Linked DNA regions of Mus musculus: region 2 is linked to region 1. Evidence: chromatin loops called from intact Hi-C (ENCODE). Cell type or tissue: heart. All regions are shown on one strand. Each heading gives the region's core, and the rest is flanking DNA. Links, peaks and the distances in the headings are about the cores only. Region 1 holds the start of Strip2 (striatin interacting protein 2). Region 2 holds the start of Nrf1 (nuclear respiratory factor 1).

The links. Peaks named below come from ENCODE experiments on the same cell type or tissue, not always from the same donor. Only the 100,000 strongest peaks of a DNase experiment are listed, where the experiment ranks them.
Region 2: a loop joins it to region 1, with 4 times the contacts of the local background. A loop is called at or near these places in 7 of 42 quality-filtered maps.

Annotation. Positions count from the first base shown.
Region 1 is chr6:29,910,080-29,922,327 of GRCm38, reverse strand. Strip2 (striatin interacting protein 2) reads right to left here and starts at 5,315. Exons shown (of 21, transcript NM_177204.3): 1 at 5,098-5,315; 2 at 1,797-1,866. The coding sequence starts at 5,253. Ahcyl2 (S-adenosylhomocysteine hydrolase-like 2) reads right to left here. Exons shown (of 17, transcript NM_001171000.2): 17 at 10,018-12,248. In heart, for the core only: a CTCF peak has its summit at 8,493; DNase peaks (open chromatin) are centred at 4,797 and 5,367; H3K4me3 peaks cover 2,326 bases; H3K27ac peaks cover 1,206 bases; H3K27me3 peaks cover 653 bases.
Region 2 is chr6:30,041,433-30,053,680 of GRCm38, reverse strand. Nrf1 (nuclear respiratory factor 1) reads right to left here and starts at 5,693. Exons shown (of 12, transcript NM_001164226.1): 1 at 5,568-5,693. In heart, for the core only: CTCF peaks have their summits at 4,459 and 5,646; DNase peaks (open chromatin) are centred at 5,020 and 5,630; H3K4me3 peaks cover 2,988 bases; H3K27ac peaks cover 2,606 bases.

The sequences.
Region 1 (12,248 bases), core at 1,509-9,508:
TCTATCAATTCCCTTGCAAATAGGAATTTTAGGTTGTTTTCAACTTTTCATAATTAAAAACAAGGCTGAAATAAACACTGTTTGTGCCCAAGTATAAAGTTCTTAGTTGAATATCTAGGAATAAAATTACTGGGTCATAATATGTGCACATCTTCAACTTTATTAGATATGACCTAATTGCTTTCCAATTTTATACTTTGCGCCTTCATACTGCTACACATAGCTGTGTGGAAAAATAAATGCTCATTAGGCCTTTGAAGTTTTTTTAAACCTTTAATTAATTACTTAATTAATTTTGTGTGTATCTGTATGGGCATGAGTGCCATACTGCACATATAGAAGTCAGAAGATAACTTGTGTGAGTCAGTTCTCTTCTCCCACCACCACTGGAGTCTGAGATTCAAACTCAGGCAGGCCATGAGCCTTGATGACAATGGCCTTACCAGCTGATCCATCTTGCCAACCTTTACATTTTTCAGTCTAACGGTTGTGAAATAATATCTCGTGTTTTAAAAATATTTTCTCTTCATTAATTAATAAATTTGGGCTGGAGAAATGGCTTAGTGGTTAGGAGCGCTGGCTGCTCTTCCAGAGGACCTAGGTTCAATTCACAGCACCCACATGGAAGCTCACCATGTCTGTAACTTCAATTCTAGGGGATCAAACACCTTTACACAGACATACGTGCAGGTAAAATACCAATGCACATAAAAAAAATGAAAAAAAAAATCAAACCTTGAACATCTTTTCAGACAGACAGACACAGACACAGGCACAGACACTTTTGTGGTTCTGTGGATTCAACAGAGAGCCTCATACATGCCCCTATATATATCTACTGACTTTCTGACTTTCTTTCCTGTGAGTTCTTATTCTCCGTCTAGTTCTCTAACAGATTAGTCATCTCTCTTTTGTTTATCTCTTTCTTTCTCCACAGACTCAGATTCTAGATTCTAATCCTTTGTTCGTTATTAAACCTCAATATTTCTGTCACTCACTGCAAAATTTATTCACTGTGCTTATTCACCAGAGCTTCTGCAAAAATGTTTGTCTTTTTATCTGAAAAAGCGTGTCTCAAAGTGTCATTTCCATGTGACAGAATATTTAACTTTCACACCATCTCTACCCAAAGCTCATTTATTAATAACTAGCATTCATAGCACGTGTGGTATGGAGGCCCTCAATGTGAGGAGATCACGTTTGCCCTATTCTAAAATTCCAGACAGGAAGCAGCAGCCCAGAACTGAGAAAAGAATGGAATCATTTAACCCCAACTCAAATACCTACAGCAGAGCTTGACCATGACTGATGTAGGTGAGATGGCCAGCCTTACCCAGCCAGCCAATTACCTATAATCTCCTTCTGCTGTGGCTGGAATTTTAATAAGGGCAAGTACTAGGAGAAAGATTAGGATGGGTAGACAGAGATAGAATGTTATTTTTAAAAGAAAGGTGGCAGAGAGAATAGATATGCGAACACATTGATTATAGGAAGAGAGAGGTGAATACTGGAAAGTGGAGAGAACTGATCTGAGAGCAAATCAGTGCAGCAAAAGAAAAAGAATTACCAGGAAAGAGGAATAGACTGAACAAATGAAGACTACTAAGATCAAGAATTTACAGAAGGAGATATGAAAGAGGCACTTTTGTTGGGTTGGGGAAAGGAAGATAATGGTAACAGCCCTTCTTCATAGCCCTTTGCTAAGACCAGACAAGCTGTCACAGACACTACAGGCCTGTTCCCTCTCCCCCTGACCACATTTCACTCCCGCTCTCTACTGACCCATCTATTCATACCTGACAATTCTGCTGCATGCCCGTCTGAATCTCCATATTCAAACTCCAGAGTAGGGCAGTCCACAGAGCCCTATAATAGAGAAAAATTTCTGGTAATGGGAAAAGAGGTTGCCAAAGAAAGAATATACATCAATTTCGCTTTTTTCAAAAAACGAAGTAAATGGCTCAGGAATGTGATTCTTCTCTGGCCTTCACACACATGCGCACACAAGTACCCATCCAACTGCACAGAAAGAAAGGGGTGGGGTGGGGGTGAGAAGATTCCTGAAACAATGACCTGCAGTTTGATATAATGAAAAAAAAATGGCTTTGCTCAGGCTTGGTGGTTCATGCCTTTGATCCTAGCACCTAGGAGGCAGAGATAGGTGGATCTCTGAGTTATGAGGCCAGCCTGGTCTACACAGTGAGTTTCGGGACAGCCAGTTCTATACAGAGAAACCCTGTCTCAAAACAATAAAACTGTGCTCTTAGACATGTGCATCTTAGGATGGTGACTCTTAGAAAGAACACAGTCTCTATACCCATCTGAGCCCATACCTTGTCTATGAGTTTCTTCTATTTGGACGTTTCTGATTTGAACCTTTTATTTAAAAATTAGAATCTTAAATATAAACACCCCAGAGTTCAGTCATTCTAGCAAATTATCGTTCAAACTTGAAAGGGGTAATAGTAACCTGAGTTTACAGTTGGCCAAATAGAAATGTATACCATCTAGGAACTTCAGTTGTGGCTTGCATATGAATTGGGGGCAATCTTGTATGTTCACTACATCTGGGCAATTAGTGTCAGAATTGAATTCATTTGTAGGACATTCAGTTGGCATCAGTAACTATTGTTGGAAAATGCTCAGTTTTCTCACCCATAAAATAGGACAATAGTAAGGTTTTCTTCACTGGGTCACTGTAAAGACTAAGAGTTAAGTACAAGAAATGCCCTTATCATGCATATCTATCTATCTATCTATCTATCTATCTATCTATCTATCTATCTATCTATCTATCTATATCTTGATTTGTGCCAATTGTAATTCTCTTCTAGCAAAATTTTCAGGAGTTCTAGGAAAAGAAAACTATTTTCCCTAAGGATTTTCTTTACTGGAAAACAAAGAGGGAAGGAAAAGCAGATTTGGGCACTGCAAAGATGACAGGGGACGTACTAACAGTCATACCCTTTGCCTTAGAAGGTGGAAGTAACACTAATTTTTCCAGCAAGGCTTTTGGAGGCAATGAGCCCAGACAGAGATGATTACTGCAGTTGTTCATTTCCAAGCATGAAGAATGCAGCTGCGGAAAGTCAGGAGGTGAAACTCCGGGGAGCCACACTGAGCTCACTGGCAAAAGCAACACACTACGAGAGCCTTTTTCCTGCAGGGGACTGAGACAGGTGGGGATTGTGCCATGCCTCTACTTCAGAAGGAAGACCCAGCCTATCACTCTGGGGTCATTTATTTGCATATTGTGTCTCCCCACCTTTCCTGGAATGCTTGCTCTAGAAGGGCAAAGACCCTTCTGCCTTATTCACTGATATATCATTAACATCTTGTAACTTCATTGCTAGCCCCTCAAAATATTTGATCAAGAACAATGTTTCACTTCCTCCGTTTTGAGCTGTCCTCCAACATGGCCTCACCACCACAATAGTCCTCTGAAACCATGAGCCAAGATTAAACTTTTCCTTCATCGAAAAACACACCAATGTCTCTCTTGAGGAAGGAGGTATAAGGCACTTTTAAAAGAAAATCCCTACAAAGAAACCCTGTCTGTACAAGATGGTGACTTTGGGGGCAGTTTCCCCTGCTCCATTTACCTTTTAGGAACTAGGAGACGGGGGTGAGAGCTTAATGGCAGTGTATATGCTAGTGTTGGTCTCTGTACAACAAATAACCAAATAGACAGATTGATCACTTTGGAAACTGTGAAATACTATTTAAATGAATCACCACAGACTAGGACTCCCTCTGCCCCTTAACGAGAATGATGACAGTTATAAGTACTGACCAATTAATTATATGAACTGTTTAAAAGGCTTTGTGTTCGATTATCTCAACCTTCTGAGTTATTCAGTGGTAACTGTTTTACAAAAGAAACTAGGTTAGTTAATTTGCCTAAAGCCACACAGATAATAAATGGAGGTACTGAAACAGACAGACAGACAATTGGCCAGACAGACACTGAAACTTGGTGGTTTTGGCCATTCACTGTCAGCCAAGTGTCTGATCTCAGGAGAGTTGGTTTTATCTCTTTTACCTTTTGTCTCTAGATGACCAGACCCCTTTTCTGCTGCTGGGGATCAATTTAGAGTCTTGTGTAAGCTACACAAGCACTCCATCACTGAGCCACATCCCCCCAACTCCGTGGCTTCTACGTAGTAAAATGAAAGGTTAGGCTCACTGTGGTAGCATATTTTGTAATCCTAACACCTGAAAAACAGAGGCAGGAGGATCAAAGCTCTCCTCAGTTACACAGTGAGTTCAAGCCCAGCCAGGGCAAGTTGTCAATAGACGTTGCCATGGGCTGTCTCAAATAATTAAATCCAGATGAAATCGAATCAAATAAAGGCTAAACCAGATGACCTTCACATCCCCTTCCACATACATTTCGTTCCCCCTGAGTCCCTGCTTGTATGCAGTTTTGCTCTTGGTTGATAGATGGAATATGGCTAGATAAAATGTAGGGGAATAATAATAATTCATTCCTTTCCATGTCCCAAGTTAGTTTTTTTTGGTTTTGGTTTTGTTTTTTTCCTAAGAAAAGGTGGAAGATATTTAAATAGCCATCCCATTAGCTGCATCCTGGGACTGCTACTCTCAAACGTCGCCCTGGTCCTATCCCAGCTTGAATCCTGTCTTTCAACCCTCCTAGAAAAGGGGCGAGCTGTTCGCGGAAGGCGCTCCCTAAGCCACCGCCATCACCCGAGGGCAGGAGATATAGCAAGGGGAAGGCTGGTGCTCCAGGCTGGTCTGGTCCAGTCCAGTGCCAGTTGCTGCAGTGTGAAGAGGGAGGGCGTGCTGCCCGCCAGCCCACCCTCCCCTCCCGCGGCAGAGCTCGGGCTCCCGCCCCTCCGTCCAGTCCCTGCACCTCTATGCGCTGGTTCCCCATCGGTACACCGGGATCCAAATTCCGGCTTCACCGGGCGGCAGCTGTCAAGTATCTGGAAAGTATCTGTTACGCTCTTCGCGCCGGTTAGGAAAACCGCAGGCCAAGGCAAGAAAGCGGGCGACCCGCAGCGGGAAGGGACCGGGCTGAGGGCCGCTCCACCTCAGCCGCCGCTTCCCGCTGGCGGATACCTCCGGGTTCCTCACCTCCGACTCCCGCCGCTGGTTGCGGAACGTTTCCCTGCCCTTGGGCACGGCCGGCTTCCCTTTGCCGCCGTTGCCGTTCCCGTTCCCATTGCCGTTCCCGTTGCCGTTGTCATTAGCAGGAGAGCCGGCGGGCCCCGGTGCCGCGGGGTCGTCCATGCTGGGAAGGTTCCCTTCAGCGGTTCGCCTCAGCGGCTCCCTACCGTAGCTCCAAGATCTCTGCCCAGGGCGACCCCGCCACAGCGCGCGCCCGGGACCAGGCCCCGCCCCCTGAACTCCGATTGGCTGTAACTACTCTCCGAGGCCCCGCCCCGAGATGCGATTGGCTAATCAGCCATCCAGAGGCGGGGGCTCTTTCAAGGAATATTTTCCCCATGGACCCCCGGCATTTTTACTGCTCAGTTGCTGGTAGCCTGGGACTAGTAGACTCCACGTCCAGCTCCACGATTCGAATTCTGAACCCTGAGCGCAAGGCGGCTTAGCTCCGTGCTGCATGCTCTTTTCAGTGCTGTTCCTGTCCCACATAGCAGCCTTTTCCTGAGAGCCCTAGTCCATCCCTGGTCCAAAGTGCCTACGTTTCGGCGGTACTAGACCCGGACCCCCTCATCCAGGCTGCTGCACGCCTGTGACATCCCGCTTTGTCGCAGAAAGGGCTTGGCCTTCAGGATAACCTGAGCCACCACACCATAAACTTACCCTCTCAGGAAGCTTTCGGAAGAGAACTCTTGGAGGAGAGAATGAGAGTTGCGGGGAGGGACCTAACTGAAATCCCTGAGGGCTGCTCCCTGTCATTTGTCCCTAGCTGTGTGGGCGCCTTCTTTTTGGTGCGAATAGATGGCAAGCTCCCACCCTCACCCGCTGCTCTTTCCTTCCCATTTCTAAAACAATCCTAATCTAAGTCTAAGATGTTGAGTTCGATCCCCGGGTCCTCACTTGGTGGAAGGAGAGAATGAACAGCCAAAAGTTGTCCTTTGACACCAGACCTCCACACATGCTCCTGGTGTCCTCCCCGATTCCCATATACAAACAAATAAATATTTAAATTGAAAAGAAAAAAAAATCCTACGCCCTAAGAGCTAAAAGTAACCAGAAGGTAACCGGGTAGTTGAAGGCTGTGGATTCGGCTCTCTCCCGAATACAATTTAAATATATTGGCAGGTCTGGCTTGACAATGGATGAAGGGAATGGGAGGGACCAAATCGCTATGGTAACCCATGACTTTAAGACAGTGAAAGGATCATTGAGTTGGGACTGTGCCAAGCGTTGTATGTGTTTTCTTGGTACCACACCTCTTCCGGACAGGTTATTTTTTACGAATCCAGTTTTTATTGATGAGGAAATTCTGAAGCACAGAGAACACCCAAGGATTACATTAAGTCTTGTCTCAGTGTGGTAAGTATGCTGCTCTATAGAAGAAACTTCCGTTCACTTGGTTTACTTCAGTCTTGGCGTTTCAATTGCTGTGATAAAAATCCATGACCAAAAGTAACTTGGGTAAGAGAGGGTTTGTTTCATCTGATAGCCTACAGCTCATTACCTAGGGAAGCAGGAACTGTGCTTTCTGGCTTGTCCCTCCTCGCTTTTTAATACAACTGCTTACAGTGAGCCAGGCCCTTCCACATCAACCATCAGCCAAGAAAATGCCCCATAAACTTGCGCACACACAGGTCAGACTGCTGGGGTGTTTTTCCTCAATGGAAATTCCCTCTTCCAAAATGACTCTTTCTGGTGTCAGGTTTGCACAAAACCAGCCAGCACAGCTACTGATCTTTAAGATGACTCCTACTTCTCTACATTTTTTTTTTTTTTTGATCCTCCTAACTGTATTAGGTATGTTGCTATCAAACCAACTTTGCTGGGATCCCAAATTCTAGTACTGTATTCTTCTCAACCAATGGAATTATTTCTCCTTTTCTTAGGAATAATTCCATTCTTTTTTAGACATGGTTTCACATTGTAGCTCAGAATAGCCTAGAACTATGTAGCCTAGCCATGGTAACCCTCCTTCATCCTCCTGAGTACTGGAACTACAGACATGAGACTTTGTACAGATCTTAACCCCATTTCTTTAAAAAAATATATTATTTATGCATATGAGTCTTTTGTCTGTGCAGCAAATGCTTCCTGGTGCCCATGGAGGCTAGAAGAGGGAAGATGTCCTGGGACTCGAGTTACAGATGGTTGGGAGCCACCATCTCAGCTCCTCTGCAAGAGCAATTTGTGGTTTTAATGACTGAGCCATTTCCCCAGGCCCTCAACTTTTTTCTTCTTTACCTTTCTGCTAGTTGGCAGGTGATAGGGGGAAGGAGGACATCAACCAAGACCATATTCTTTGGAGATTTCTGGGTACTTTTCATGGTCCCCAACATTTCACCAGTCTTCCAGTCCCACTCCTACGCCACTGTGGATGTAAGCTTCTTCGTAGGGTCAAGCTTCATTGTGATTTTTTTTCCCTAGAGCTGAGGACTGAACCCAGGGCCTTGAGCTTGCTAGGCAAGCGCTCTACCACTGAGCTTAATCCCCAACCCCCGTTGTGGTTTTTTGTTGTTGTTGTTGTTTATTTTTTGAGTCACAGTCTCATGTAGCTCAGGCTGGCTTAAACCATGGTTTAAGTGAAGATGACCTTGAACTCCTGATCTTCCTGTCTCCAAAGTTCTGGGGTTACAGGTGTGCACCACTAAGCCTGGTTCTTCATTGGTTTTGCATACCACATTTCTGTATGTTTAACACAGGGGGTCACAATCTATGGTGTATTAACATTTTGGACAGAAAAATTAAGGCAGAGTGTCCATATGTTTTAAGCTGTTCAGTAGAGCTTTTGGCTGTCCCCAACAGATGCCAGCAGCATTTTCCCTTTAGTTATGACAACCAAAAATGCCTTTAAACATTGCAATATATCCCCTGGAGAGCAAAAATCTCCTGTTGCAATATCTTGGCTTTGTAAATAAACTCATGTGAATTTATTTCCAAGAAAGTCTTTGGCTCAAGGCACAAACTACTTGATTTTGGAATTTTTCAGGGTATAATTTGTTAAAACTCTTAAAAATGTACAATCTACATTAAAATCCACAATCCATGCTTAGGTTATGCCTGCTTCAGTGCGACACCCTTGCCATAGCAAAGCCCATTGGGTTTCTTACTAAAGAGTTCTTTGTCTAGCTCTCTGTTCTTTGTGTACCTGTTGTCTTAAGCAGTCAATTGCCACTTAGGATTGACAGTCCCAGAAATGATTTTCCTGTGATCCCAGCTGGTCAGGAACATCCTCACAGGGTCTCCTTTTGAGGCTTTCTTCCTTTTCCTGTTTATCCCTAGGGCAAAGACTGATGTGTTTGGAGTGGCACTGAGGAGGTCTTCTCCCGTTGGCTTCTATCTAAAGGTAACTGAGCCTAGAGCTCCATCTGGCTTTGCTTTCAGAGATGGGAATTGAAAATGTGAAGATCTCTAAGAATCAGAATGTAATCTTTTTCTAGTGAATGGTAAAACAGCAAAGACTGGACCTCTATCTGCTCAAGATAAGCCCAGATAGATATTCAGAACTTGTCATGAAGTGGAAGATGTCTGGGGGAAAAACTGGATGAAGTCATAAGAAACTTCAATCAACTGAAAACTTTGAAACTGTAGGCCATTCAGCTTATTTACCAAAGAGTGACAATCATGAATATCCTTGGTCACAGAAACAACCAGAAGTATACCTGGGAGGTAATGTCAGGCTGGTTGATGCTGCCAGTATTTTGAAATCTGGACTACTGGAGCTAGTATATAGATGCATCAGTGGTTAAGAGCACTCGATGCTCTTCCAGAGAACCTGATTTCAGTTTCCAGCACCTACATCAGGTGGCTCACAACCATCTGTAGGTAATTCTGGCTTCCACAGGCACCTGCACTCAGATGCACATATCCATACACAGATACATAATTGAAAGCAACACCTTTAAACAATAATATTAATAATAATAAAAAAACTCCCACAACACTATGCTACCAAATTCCCTTGTCCCAGGTTTTTACTTCCAAACTCAGGCTTCTGATGGAATGTTGATGGTAAAAATAGGAATAATTAGAGACAAAACACACTCCTTTCCCTATTTAAGCATGCTAATTCACAAAGATAAAATACTCCATTAAATAGATGGTACCTGGCACTAAGACAGCCTAAAAATATGTTGCAGGAAGTCTTCAAGTACTGTGTTTCTAGACTAGTAGGCAGACAGGATAAAACAGAGCACATGAGGCACACGATACAGCAGAGGCTATATAGTGCCTGGACCTGGGGTTATGTAGTAATCAGTGTGCACCAGTGTCTTTAAGCAGTCTCTCTCCTTCCTTTTTTTTTTTTTATTATTTTTTTAAGAGTATATTGCAGTGTCAGCAGAGGATGTTGGCTCACTAGAAGCTGGAGTAAGATACTGGTGAGCTAACATATGGGTGGGTGTTGGGAATTGAACTTGGGTCATCTTTGAGACAGAACAGGCAACTGGACTCATATTCTAGTATGATTTAAAAGATAAATCTCTACCTGACCCTTTTCTTTTCCTTCTTTCCTATGGCTGGATATGACAGACTCCAGGTAACACAGTGGAATTGGGTGACCTAGATCCATACTTTAGGTTTTTGTTTTGTTTTTTAAAATCTGAATCTCACAGTCTTCTCCTCCTCAAGGTTGTGGTTCAGAGGTGTGCTCCTTATACATAGCCAGCTGTGGGTCAAGGCGTGGTGTTCGGGGAGAGACAAGGTATTTGTTAGCAGTGTCTCAGTGTAAAACAAGACTCTCAGGGTGATGGTCACTCCAACACACCTGCTGGTAACTGCATCAGCTTTTCACATCTTCATCCTACGGCAGGTATCCTTGTTATTTTTTGCCCACATATCTCTCATCTCTGAATTCATAGTTCACAGAATTAAGTGGTATTCTCAGGACACAGATCAGTTTTAAGAATACTTTATTTTTTGAGATTACATAGTCATTATTGCTGATCTAATACAATCACTTAGACATAGAGATTTCCAAGAGCTTCTCAGAACTGGTGATCCTTAGAGGCTTTGTTCCTTTCAGTAAGATGACAGTAAGAACTAGATGATTATTTGTATAGATATGGATGTGTTTTACATATATAAGTATATATATGTTTAGACTTGTCAATGTCAATATATAATTTGCTGGTGTTACCTATTTTCTTTCCATAATTTTCCTTTATTAAAAAAGCTTAATGCAACAATGCATTCTGATTTATTTTAAACCATGACAAAAGTTAATTCTGAGGAAAAGCACAGGAGCAGCAATTTCAGATCTTTTCAGAGAAAAGCCAAGCAGCAGAAAAAGCTTTGCAGGAGTGTGTGGCCGTGGGGAGCCTGGCTCTCCCAGGAGGGGAACATGAGGAGGGAGGAGGGCAGAGGGAAGGTAGATTAGAGGCATTTTTGTTTAACAAGAAAAAGAAAACAATATTTCCACTAAAACAGCAAGAAGACCTTGAAGTAGCACAAATTCATTGTAGACAAGTGGTGTATTTCCCTCTGCCCAGGGCCACATAACCAGAGACAACCAGTCTTCTCTTCCTTGTCTCCAGGTAGCTAGAGTGCTTGTAAAAGGAAGAGTTGGAATAAGAAGAAATTTGCTCTTATTCCAAGGTTAGAGGAAACAATGATTTGGTTCCAGCATTAGGGCAGAACCTGGGCTATCTTCTTTCTTCCCAACTCTCCACAAGCCTGCTGTACTGGGATTCATTCGCCCCAGGGCCTGGCACATGCTAATCAAGTGTCCTATCACTGTCTTACATCCTATTTCTGGCTACTTTCTTAATGGTTGATGACACAGAAGTCTCCAGAGAGAAGGGAATAGATGTCATCTGTAACTCACAGGCAGATACCTCACTATGGGCAGTCAGGTACAACGTAACTTAGAAACCCATGTGGCTCCTTTTTTACTTGGAGGGGATCTCTTCCCTATGGTGTGGCAGCCATAAGAAGCTCTGTAGAGAGCTAGGCTTTGCAGAAAATCACCAGGATATGACTTGGGGCCCAAGCCAGATACCTGCCTAACGGAATCTGCTCTGGACATAAAATGAGGCACAGAGATATGAATCTTTCACTAAAGAGATCCAATTATGAGGCCAGACATAGTAGCACATGGCCTCAGGAGGCCAAGGCAGGAGAACTGCCGTGACTTTGAGTCCAGCCTGGGTTACAGAGCAAGACTATCTCAAAACAACAACAACCCCAACAACAATAACAAAAAAACAAAAAACAAAAAACAAAACAGATATGGTAGTGGGAGAGTGATTGATGCATTCCGCTAATACAGAAATCAGAATGAGGCAAACAGAACGGCCTATCTCGGTAAGGTCTTCAGTGTTTCTGATCTTCCTTATACAACAGAATACAGCCACAGATGCTGTCCTGGCAAGAGTCCATCTTCTGGGGTGAGCCAGAATGTATACCATAAGGCAAACCAGCCACCTACCCAAGTTCTGTTTCCCTATCTTAGAAAATAAGGACACTTCCAGACTAGCTTCCAGGGCACACACAAAGACCAAGGGACAGCAGAGATGGTGGAGCCAGGGGAGAAGATCTAGAGGAAGGTTTCAGTGATTCTGGGTGTCCTCTGTTGGAATGACCTTGCTCTTGATACAATGTAAAAGATGTATCAATGTAAAAGACACATGGGGAACAAACAGGAGACTTCTAAATAGGGAGGGCCATGAGAGGGACTCATTCAACTCAAGATTCCTAGGGTCACTCCAGGTTAATTCTTGAAATCAAATGATCCCAGTGGAAACCTCGAAACCACTCAGTCTATCTCCAAAGGATATCACTCTTGGGTAGAATGAGAAACTTCACACTGTTTACATTATTATTTTATAATGCTGGAGTTACTTAAGAAACTCTCTGAAACAGAATCCTTAAACAGAAGGGGCCAGATCATAATAACGATACAGCGCGGCAGCAGCAGCAGCAGCAAAGAAAGATAAGCTATCAGACTGCAGATCTCACTTTCACCAAGGCTAACAGCCAAAGGGATGAATGTCTGATGAGGTTCAAACTAGTGCCCCATCCCTTCCCCTAGTTCCCAGCGATTGAGCACAGGGCCTTACTCATGCCAGGCAAGTGCTTTACCACTGAGCTAACCTCCAGCCCTCAAACTAGGTTTCATCATCTCG
Region 2 (12,248 bases), core at 1,869-9,868, 130 kb before region 1:
CCTAATTTGTTTTCCCTTTGTCATGGTCCCTCCCCAAAAACTAATTCCTCCCTTTTTTTTACCCTTTCTTATTTTCTACAAGTTATAGAAGAGTCAAGCTCATTTTTCCACTCCAATATAAGGCCCAAATTTTGTGACTCAGGTATCTTGTAAGGGCCTAGAAACTCATCTTTAATGTTTGACAAGGGCAAAACTCTGAAAGTGAGGACACACTCAAGGGGCTTAAATCCTCAATGGAGGACATGGCCTCACCCACTTTCAAACATAAAACAAGAATCCAGCTCTGTGTTTCCTGCTCCCCATTTCTAGTCCACTGCTTAAATAGCTTTAAGCAGTGTTTTGCAGAGACATTTCCTCACTTCCTCTTGTTCTTTGTAGGTTAGCTGCCAGCCTGACCACATTAACATGCAGCAGCAGCAACAGCAGCACTCTCCTAAGTTCTAAAAAGCTTACAATGCCAACAGTAAAGTGTAGGCTCCTTAAAACATGGTCTGAACAAATGCATACAAAGCTCACTCTTCGAAGGCATTCTGGAAAAGGCTCAGTATAGTTTATCCAACAGGCACTGCTTAAAAAGATGCCAAGAAAATATCTACTTAGATTATTAGCCAAACTTTGCACATCTGAAACAAAGACTAAACTTAAAAAAATATATATTTACCTACTGAGCCATCTTGTTGACGCAAGCCTGAATACATACGTCACCTATATACCAAGCAAAACAATTTCCACAAGTAGCTGAAATCACCGAGCAGATGACCCATACAAAGAATAGCTCCTGTAGCTTCTTTGAAAAATTATTCTCCCTCCTAAAATCAGTGATCAATCTAATCATGCACACAGATGCCTACAAACACAGGCCCTTACTAAATATGGCTTTGCCTACATCAAGAAATTATGTGATGCTGTGGTAGCAGGCGAAGTTTTAAGCACAAAACTCTGAGCTAGGCAAAACAGGAGACCCCTCTGTCAGGGTGATCTTCTAAGACCCTGATGAGTGTCTTAAGGGACAGCATGCAGTAAGTCAGCCACATGGAACTTGTTTTGGTTTTTTTTTTTAAATGTGTGTAAGTATCTCCAAAAAGTTAAACATTTAGTTTTTCTTCAGTTCAAAAGTGGTTTAATGTCTATTAAGTGTGAACACATTAGGACAGCTAAGGCATGACCACCTCATGATGAAGCCTCAAATCTTGCTAAGTACATCCAAGAGAGAGACTGACAGACAGTAGCCTAATTCTGAACTGTATGGGGTAAAGGTATAATCCATTTAATTTCCTGGCAGAGTCCAAAATTTTACTTTCTCGCTGGGCGGTGGTGGCACCCACCTTTAATCCCAGCACTTGGGAGGCAGAGGCAGGCGGATTTCTGAGTTCAAGGCCAGCCTGGTCTACAGAGTGAGTTTCAGGACAGCCAAGGCTACACAGAGAAACCCTGTCTCGAAAAAAAAAAAAATCACTTTCTCAATGATTTTCACCATATTACATTAATTAACTTCAAAGCATTCTTATTGCTATAAGAGTCAAAGTTTCCAACAGTTTAGTATAGCTGTGGTCTGAAAATACCTATACTCACTCAGTTTGTTTCAACTCTATTTCCCTTCCAGCCTGTTCACCTTAGAATAATGATGGATAAGTATTAACTAAGAGCTAGGATGTAGCTCAACTGTTTAAAGTACTTGCTTAACCATGCAAAAATGTACGTGCCTTTAATCCCAACATCTGGAAGGTAGTAGCAGAAGATTTAGAAGAAGTTCAATGTCAACCTCAACTACAAGTGCTAGGCCAGCCTGGGATACACAAATCCTTATCTAAAAACAAAAACAAAACAAAACAAAGGTTAGAGAGATGGTTCAGTGGTTACAATCATTGTCTGCTCTTCCAGAGGTCCTGAGTTCAAGTCCCAGCAACCACTTGGTGGCTCACAACCATCTGTAATGGGATTTGGTGCCCCAACCCTGGCATGCAGTAAGTGTACATGCAGACAGAACACTCATATACATCAAAACAACACAAAACAGTTTTGGGGGCTGGGGATGGCTCAGTGGTCAAGAGCACCGACTGTTCTTCCAGAGGACCTAGGTTCAAATCCCAGCACCCACAGGGCAACTCACAACTATCTGTTAACTCTAGAAACTAACACCCTTCCATAGACATACACGCAGCAAAACACCAATGCACATTAAAAAGGAAAATCCAAACAAACAAAAACAGGCTAGAGAGATGGCTCAGCCGTTTAGAGCACTGCCTACTCTTCCAAAGCAGCACAGACCACTTCCCAGCACATTACTCTTGCTGGGTAGATCAGGAGCACCCGCTAACTTCAGCTCCAGGGGATGGTGCTCTCTTGTGGATTCCAGAGGACCCAATTAGTTCTCAGTACTCACATGCACAACTGCCTGCCACTCCAACTCCAAGGGTGTGATGCCCTTTTCTGACTTTTACTAGCACTAGACATGCAAGTAGTACAGAGACATATATGCAGGCCAAACACTCACAAATAAGAAGTGATGTCATAATACACAGGCAGAAAAAAAAAATCACTAGATTTCTAAACAACCTACTTCTACTACTTCTTCCTCCTCCTTGATAGTGATTGAATCAAGTGCCTTCCTCAAGTTAAGCACACACTCTACCACTGATATATACCACCAGGTCCCAAACAGGCTGGCGTGAGATTGATCTTTCAAATTATAGTCATGCACACATACATATACGTACATGTATATATAATCAGCATCATCCAGTCACAAACACCTAAAGTAAAAGATGCCATTTTTGGAGAGACGAAACTTCCCAAGTCAGGAGGAGAGAGCAGACGTTTGTGAAGTACAACGGCACACCTCCAAGTTTGAGTAGGTGAGCAAGTGTGTGTCAGTGTGGAGCACTGAGCGTGTCTAAGAACCTGACAGGAGTTGACAGGTTCGCTTCCTGGAGTCTACTTCTCAAGACTAACAGTTTATCTCCCACCACCTCCATCCTAAGCAAAAATAAATCAACATGCCTTTCTATGCTGATTTTTTTGTTCAGAAACAAAACCCAACTTCAGTAATTGCTGTTCATCGTCACTATTATTCCAACATTTACTAAATGTCTTATTGCAAATAAAAAGATATAAAATGCCAGCTGGGTGGAGTGGTACACACCTTTAGTCCCAGCACTCTAGAGGCAGAGGCAGGCAGATCCTTTGAGGCCAGTCTGATCTACAAGGCAAGTTTCAGGATAACCAAGGCTACACATTGTCAATATATATATACATACACACACAAGAACCTTAATTTTCCCTTAAAAGGTACATGCTTGCTTTTGTTTCCTATAAAATGCTTTGTACAGACAAGCCAGGTCTGGTTAAAAATGTAGTACATCAGCAAAGACAATTCACAAATTTAAATCACAGGATTGTTGGCCTTCACCTCCCTAACTAAATTAGCAACGGGTGTGTAATTATACCTTAATAAAACAGAAAACCCACAACCTTAGGTCCCACTGAAATATGTATGAGTGTCGAGGGAAATGGAAATCCCTTTTATAATCCTTCTATAATTCCGGTATTTTTGTGAAAACACCTAATTTGAGTTGGCTGGTTCTGGTTAAATGAGAATATAAACCACTCACTAGTAGACAAAAATTCTTCTCCCCTTCTGTATGCTGAGTTTGAGATTATAATGAAATCAAGATTTTAAATAAAGTGGGCTAAAAGACTATTGTTTTGTTTCGATGTGGGTTAGGTACCCAATTGTTAGCAACAGTCGAATTCCTATCAGGCAAACAAACAAACAACAAAAGGCTGCCAATGTATTTCAGCAGCAAACGGTCTGCATGGCCAATGCCCTGTTAGATTCCCCAGCAAAGCACAAAAAAATAAAGAGGAAGGGTAACACCTTCCCAAAAATCTACACTCAACAAATTACAGTTAAGTCTGCACCCAAATTAAGTCACTACATCACATTACACATGACGATTATACACTTACTTTGTACTCATTAACTAGCCATATTTCTACTACTTTATAGGGTAACTTGTCAAGAACTTTCAAACAATGTTAGGGAGTCAGGACATAACTAAATGAAAAAGCAAAATCAACACTCATTTAATATATATGTCACCCCTCTTCTCTTCCCCGGAGTGAGGAACAATCCATTAACTTACTGTTTATGACTAAAGGAAAAGGCATTTAAAAGGATCTGCCGAAGATTGGAAAAAGGACCAAAAAGGACCACTCCTCCAAGGACAAAAGCTGTCCCCATTCTCCTACAGAGCACTGTCCCAACTGACAGGTTCACTCCCACCAACTTTCTCCAATAAATGGAGATTTAAACACTAAAATGGAAGTTTTGCTTTGCCTACTTAAAAAAAAAAAAAAATCGGCCCAACCGATACCAACTCTAACATAAGCCATCATCAGTACAAGATACTTTAATGGCAGGGAAGATGGGGATGACCTGCTAACAGCTCCTCCAACTGGTCAGAGCAGATAGCCTTTGAAGCTCTAACAACATTAATGTATGTTTAACATTTTCAAGTTCTGGTGGGTAGTCAGATGCACCGAACAAAGTTTGGGGCCAGCAGCAACGACACAACAGGTGAGAAACAGTGGACATCACTACAGAACATGCAATGGCAAACCCACGAATCCACGAAAGCCTGGGAGATGTGGGAGAGAATCAAGCACAAGACCACCCCAGACCCCCTGTTTTATCCGAGGCAAAGGCTCCGTTCCTTCTTAAGGGGTGCGCCACCTCCCCCTCCTGTCCCCCGGAGACCACCACGCCAGTCCCAGGAAGAACCCAGGCCCCTCGGTGGGTATCTCCGCCGGAGAGGAAAAACACAATGTCGCTCCTTATTTCTGCGTACAAAAGGACTTTGCGCCCTCCTCCTCCTCCTCGAACTGCCGCCTAGGCGCCTCCTCACAACTTGCAAGAAGGTGGGCAGCGCGCCATATTCAGCGCCCCCCAGTCCACCTGGGTAACCATCCCACGCCACCCCGGCGGGAGGGAAGCTTCGGAGGTCGCCCGGCCGAACCACCAGCCTCCTCTCCCGCCAGAGACAGCCACTCCCGCGCCCCGCCCGGCCGCACCGAGCCACCGGCGGGCCAGAGCCGGGAAGAGCCGAGGGGGCGAGCGCCGAGCCGCCGCTCCGGTCCCGCGCAGCCCACCCACCTCCCGCTCCCGGGCCCGGCGCGCTCTCCCGGGCCGCCGGCTCCCGAGCCCGCAGAAGGAAGACCAGGCCCGGGGTTCCACGGCGCGGAGGAGGCCGCGGCCGGGAGAACCCGAGGCGGTAGGGGAGGCCGGAACCCTGGGGCTCTCGGGAGGGCAGCCGCCTCCCTACCGAGCCCGCCAGGACGCCCGGGGCCTAGTGCGGCCTGCGCATCCTCGGGGTGGCGGTTTGGCTGGGCCGGGCCCGGGCCCGGGCCCCCCGCCCCAGGCAGGCCGAATCCGGCGGGGGCCCAGGCCCCGAGCCGGGGGCGGCAGGGTGCCGGCTGCGGGGCGGGCCGGCCGGCCGGCGGGCGGGCGGCGTGTTGCGGCTGCGCCGGGGCTGAAATAGCTGGAGATTGCGCGGTAGGGCACTCACCTCAGAGCGGCTGCGCTACCGTGGGCCTGCGCCGTGGAGACTGCGACCGCGCCGGCTCCTCGCAGCCTCCTGCCACCAGCGGCAATGGCGAGCGCTGCCGCCTCTGCCGCCGCCGCCGCCGCCGAGGAGGGGGAGGGGAGGGAGGAGGCACGCACGCGACGCACGGCTCGGCTTCCCCGCCCGGAGACCGCCATGATGGCGAGGCCAGCACGGCTCTGCGGCTCCGGGGAGGGGGCTCTCGGCGGCGCTCTCTGAGACCCCCGGCCGCCTCGTCGGCCTCTGGTGCGGCTCGGCAGCGCTGGCCGGGGCCCGGACCAGGAGGGCAACCGGCTGAGCAAGTCGCGGACGCGGCGGCGAAGTGGTTCATGCCGCCCAAGATGGTTGCTAATCCGAAGGAGCCCTCCGCTCGGAGCCGAGCGCGGGGAACTGAGACCTCCGCTCCAAAGCGGCTCCCCCACATTTTACTCGGCGCGCCTTTGCGTAGTCGCCTCGACCCCTCTCTGAAATGCGCTTTGTTTCTCTGTTTCAAAGCCCCAACCAGATCTGTAAACGGGGAACTTTGGTACAAAGCAATATGGTAATTTATTCTCTCGTTCCTTAGACCAACATTTCTAAAGGGCCCCTTTCCGTACTGGATGCTGTTATGGGTGCTCCGAAGTGCACCTGTTAGCAAACCAAGGCTCTATTTAATAAAAATAAAAAAGTAAGTTCTTGCCCTTGCTTTCTCGGCGCTTAGATGAAGCAATAGGGTATCCTAGTATGCCTAACAAGTGAGCAGACAGTGGGAAAATGAAAGGTTGGGGACATGGGGTAGTTTGGGTTGCTTTTGTTATGTCATCAGGAGCCCCCATCAGAACCACCGGGAGTCCCAGCTCCAACTGAAACCTAGAATCTGCATTTTTAACACTTCTGGGAGATTTAATGTGCACTAGATAAATGCCCCACATGGTGTCAGAAAACAGCTTAACAAATAAGCAAACATTTTTTTAATTGGATACCTTTGTCTTATGTAGTTTTTTTTTTTTTTTTTTTTTAGTCCAAGACAGGATTTCTCTGTGTAGACCAGGCTGTCCTGGAACTCACTCTGCAGACCAAGCTGACCTCCAACCCAGAGATCATCTGCCTCTACCTCCCCAGTGCTGGGATTAAAGGCGTGTGCCACCACTGCCCAGCTTAACTGAATGCCTTTTTCCCTTAACGGTTTCTTTTCTCTTCCTTCCTTCCTTACTTCCTTCCTTTCTTTTTTTTTCTTTTTCCTTTTTTTTGGTTTTTAGAGACGGTTTCTCTGTGTAGCCCTGGCTTGGCTGTCCAAGAACTCTGTAGACCAGGCTGGCCTCAAACTCAGAAATCTGCGTGCTTCTGCCTCCCCAGTGCTTGGATCAAAGGCGTGCGCCACCACTGCCTGGCACCCTTAATGTTTTCTAAATCAAACCGATATCACTGTCACTACCCATCCCTGTAGGAATAATGTCTGCTCTTTCCTCTTTGCCTCAATGATTTTTTTTTTTTTTTTTTTTTTTTTTTGAGATAGGGTCTCAACTATGTAGCCCAGGATGGCCTGAAACTCACCATAAAGACCAGACTGGCCTGGCCTCTAACTCAGAGATTTTTATCCTGTCCTTGCCTTCCAAGTTCTGGGATTAAAGACATGGACCCTCTGCCTGGCCATCCAATGACATCTTTAAAGCGTTGTTGCCTCTTTCTGACTTTGGTCCAGGCTGCTTTCGTGTGGAGGTGCTGCACTTAGACTCTGAACTGGCTCCCAGACCCTGGACTTGCTCTCCCCAGCCCCTTCTGCACACTTCAACTTGAATGGACTCTTTTCTTCATTTTTTTAAAAAAAAGCAGATCGTAGCTGGGCGTGGTGGCACACGCCTTTAATCCCAGCACTCGGGAGGCAGAGGCAGGTGGATTTCTGAGTTCGAGGCTAGTCTGGTCTACAGAGTGAGTTCCAGGACAGCCAGGGCTATACAGAGAAACCCTGTCTCAAAAAAAAAAAAAAAAAAAAAAAAAAAAAGCAGATTGTGTTGTGTTATTTCCCTGTTTGGGATGTCTAACGTCTAAAATCCTTGAAGGTGGCTTTGAGAACTTTGATGTCCTCACCCACGGTGCCATCTCTGACTTCATCTGCTGCGTCTCTCTCAGGCTACAGAAGAACTGGGAAGCTGTTGGATCATAGAGATCAAGGAATACTACCCCTCTGCTCAGAACATTTCTCACGGCTGTCTTCTCGCGTGCTAGAACTTTCCATCAGAACAGCTTGTTACTCCTTTAGTCTGGACATGGCTTTCATCCCTCATCCCCCAAGCCTGCTTGCTTTGCCTTTCCTTATCATACAGGACTTACCAGCGACATCTGCATTAGCTCCCTTCTCTGTTTACAATGGCCTCAGTAGCCCAAGCTAACCTCCACCTGAGGTTGACCTGTCCTGGCCTCCCAAGTGGTGGGATACCAGACCTGTGCTGCCATGCTCAGTTAATGTGTGCTGGGGATTGAACCCAGGACCTCATGGGTTTTGCTAGGCAAACAAACAACTGAGCAATATCCCCAGCCCCTACACTCTCCCTCTCATTTCATTCTCCAATGGAGGCCATTACGTAAGTACTACTATGGTCCCTTTTGACAGATGAAGAAGCCAAAACATGCCAATGTTACTTGCCCCAACTCAGATGGAGATGGAACCAGTCCTGATCCTGACCCTACCAGAGCTTTTAGATGGCTATCCACACCCACTCACAAAGCACAAGAGAACCTTAGTGTCAGACAGCATTAACTTCTGTGGAACTTTTGACAGTTTGTACTACAAATATTCTAATACCAAGTTACACAGAATACTTATTGCCAGGGCCAATATGATGGGATGAATGCTGTAAATGACTTTTTCATCACCCTTATATTAGTTCTGTACAGTCTTAAAATTTTTTAAATTCTATTTATTTAATTTATATATATGAATACACTGTAGCCGTCTTCAGACACACCAGAAGAGGGCACCAGATCTCATTATAGATGGTTGTAAGCCACCATGTGGTTGCTAGGAATTGAACTCAGGACCTCTGGAAAAGCAGTCAGTGCTCTTAACCGCTGAGCCATCTCTCCAGGCCCCAGTCTTAAGATTTAATGACATTAAGCAACCCAAACAAATTGAAATTGCTGCCGCCAAGACAAACTGGCTGACATGAGAATGGGGATTCTTGTGTTGGTAGGAGTCCTCTTGATCAGAGGGTTTTGTGCTTTGTTTTGTTTGGTTTTTGCTAAGGTCAAACACACCAAGCCCTTTGTATGCAAGTCTTATGTCAACAGATTCTCAGACCCGCCCTACACAATCATTTCTCCGGGGTCCTTCTGCATATTTCTGAGTTGATTGATTAGGTTATCAATGAAATTCTGGAAGACACCTTACCCACCTGAGATTAGATCTGACTGAGCTCATTAGATGATAAAGTTTGGCATTCTTTTTCTATTCTTGTCTTTTTGTTCCAAGGACAGAAAGAAAAATGGTAGATGAGGAGACCTCAGGATGTTTTACTGGCAAAAGTGCTTATCAAGCAAACATGATGACCTGAGTTCAATCCCTGGACTTGGGCGACACTACGGAAGCAGAGAACCTACTCCCAAAAGTTGTCTTCTGACCTTGTGCCTGCCATGCTATGGACACCTTTACAAGATATAGATAGATAGATAGATAGATAGATAGATAGATAGATAGATAGGTAGATAGATAGGTAGATAGATATAAAGATATATTGGTTTTTCGAGACAGGGTTTCTCTGTATAGCCCTGGCTGTCCTGGAACTCACTGTGTAGACCAGGCTGGCCTCAAACTCAGAAATCCGCCTGCCTCTGCCTCCCAAGTGCTGGAATTAAAAGCGAGTGCCACCACTGCCTGGCTAATTATTTTTATTTAAGACAGATGATCCTAATGGCTTCTTTGAGCATTGAGGCTTAACTTAGTATGACAGATCACTTTTGACAATGTTGAGCAAGGGCTAAGACATTAACAGTGCAACTTTCCTGGGGATCAAACATGAGTTAAGCCACTGAGATCTAAAGGAGACTCATGTCTCTCTATCTCATTTGCCCATCTAGGTAGAGGCAGACTGGGAGCAAATTTTACCACCACCACCCCCCATACCCGTCCCCAAAACAGAATAAGATTCTGTTCAACTTGAGAAACTATGAAGTAAGTTCCATTTTCCTGGGACAGTATAGGTCAGCTTCCTCGTATTATTGAGAGGTGACAAGGGCTATCTTTGACATTCAAACATTCAAAGAGGCAGTCCAGCCAGGTCATGTATCAATGCATCATTACACACACACACACAAAGAATCGACAAATTCTTGGGCTAAACAGGCTTGGACAACTCCAGCATTGAGCAAAGTCTACAGATATTAATCCTGCCAGCCAGTCTGGCGTGACTCTGTCTTGATAAGAAGTAAACGTTAAGACTCTAGTTTGAGGGGGCTGGAAAGATGTCTCAACGATTAAGAGCACTGTCGCACTTCCAGAGGACCGAGGTTCAAATTCCCAGCACCCATATAGTAACTCCAGTCAACTGTCTGTAACTCCAGTTCCAGGGGATCTGACACCTTCACACCGTCATACATACAAGCAAAACACCAATGCACATAAGATTTTTAAAAGATACAGTAAAACTTATCTTTTTTTTTTTTTTAAAAGACTACCACTGGGGCTGGTGAGATGGCTCAGCAGGTAAGAGCACCCGACTGCTCTTCCGATGGTCCTGAGTTCAAATCCCAGCAACCACATGGTGGCTCACAACCATCCGTAACAAGATCTGACTCCCTCTTCTGGTGTGTCTGAAGACAGCTACAGTGTACTTACATATAATAAATAAATAAATCTTAAAAAAAAAAAAAAAAAAGACTACTACTGTGGCATTGATAGGGTAAGGGGATAGACTGATATGACCAGTGTCTAGCCTGTTCTACACTGTAGCTTGGGAGCAGATATGTAGTTAATCACTAAGTTTTATTTTATTTGGTTGTATCATTGTTTCCAGGGCCCTCTCTGAGCAGAGATGACTGGTTAACACAGGACACCAGCATTCCTAGGTGCCCTGTCTTATCTTTTCCATACTGTCTTCACATCAGTCACTGAAAGATGCTCTGACGTCTCCTTAATGGTGGGAATTAGGGCTGAGATGGCTAATAGAAATGGAAAGGAAAGGACCAATGTAAACAGAGGAAAATCCAATACTGATGGGTAACTGAGGAGACAGCTGAAGGGCTAAGAGGACAGAGGACAGAGGCGATTCAAGGTTTTCAGGACAGAATGGTGGATAGATGCAACTGAAAGTGTCCTGACCTTGCCGAAAGGGAAGTCAATTTAGATACAGGATATGTCTGGTTTCCAGCAGATTGAATGGTGGCTGGCAGTGGGGAAGCCTGCTGCTTTAGGATTGCCCTGGCACAGCCAGCAGCCTGGAATAGGATTGGTAAAAGACACAAGAGCCACTGGCTGAGTGCCAGCTGTCAGAAGCCAGGGGTAAAGGGGTGGAAGGAAGAAGTTGAGAGAGGCCGAGAAGTTTCATTTTGGAAGTGGGTTTTGATTGTGGATAGGGTGTTTTCCAGTACTAGCTCCCTAAGACCTAGTTAATAGTTCTGAGGAAGTACTCCCTTTAAAATGAGACCATTCCACCATTCCATGTATTCATGCACCTTTAGGTGTGACTTACCAGCTTCACAGTTTTCCTTTCTGGGAACTGCCCTCATAGAATGTCCCTACTGATCTTGCCTATTTTATAAAGTCTCCCTCTCCCTGGTGCTCACCTGGCCAGAACTGTGTTAACGTGTGTTTTCTTTTTTTTTTTTTTTTTTTTTTTTTTTTAAGATTTATTTATTTATTATATGTAAGTACACTGTAGCTGTCTTCAGTCACTCCAAAAGAGGGCACCAGATCTCGTTAGGATGGTTGTGACCCACCATGTGGTTGCTGGGATTTGAACTCCTGACCTTCGGAAGAGCAGTCGGGTGCTCTTACCCACTGAGCCATCTCACCAGCCCCAACGTGTGTTTTCTATCCCAAGAATTTAGAAGATCTGACTAAGACACAGAGACTAGAAACTGAGAGCCGAGTCTCATTCTTGATGAAGCTGTGGAAATAAAAGGTCATGAACACTACCAAGGTCCCCAGGATTGTCCTCGTCTGTCAATACCTTGAGATCACAGGTGACTGGTCCAAAAATAAGCTCCTGGCTCAAAGTGGACCAAATTAGATCCATTAATGGAGATTTTGAAACTGAAATTGAAAAATCTCACCATAGTCTCCTCTCTCTCTCTCTCCCACCCCCTTCCCTCCTTCCCTCCCTTCTTCCCTTTCTCTGTTTCTGTACTTGAGTTACATCTTAGTCGTTGGTTGTGGGAGGTGCAGTCAGAGGCCATTTTCTACCCAAGTAACTGAGAAACAGGAAGTCATCAGAAGAGTGAGGCAGAAGCACAAAGAGAGGGAGGCTGAGGGAGAGGGAAAGAGGTTTCCTGGTGTGTTGGTTAAGCTTCATTGTCAACTCAACTCAACTGGACTTTAGAGTCAGGGAGACATCTTTCTGTTGGGGCATCTCAGAGAGGTTTACTGGGGAGGACTGGCCCAGCCTGAATGCTAACAGCACCACCCAAGGGCCAGGAACGAGACCAAATAAAAAGGAGAAAACAAGGCAAACA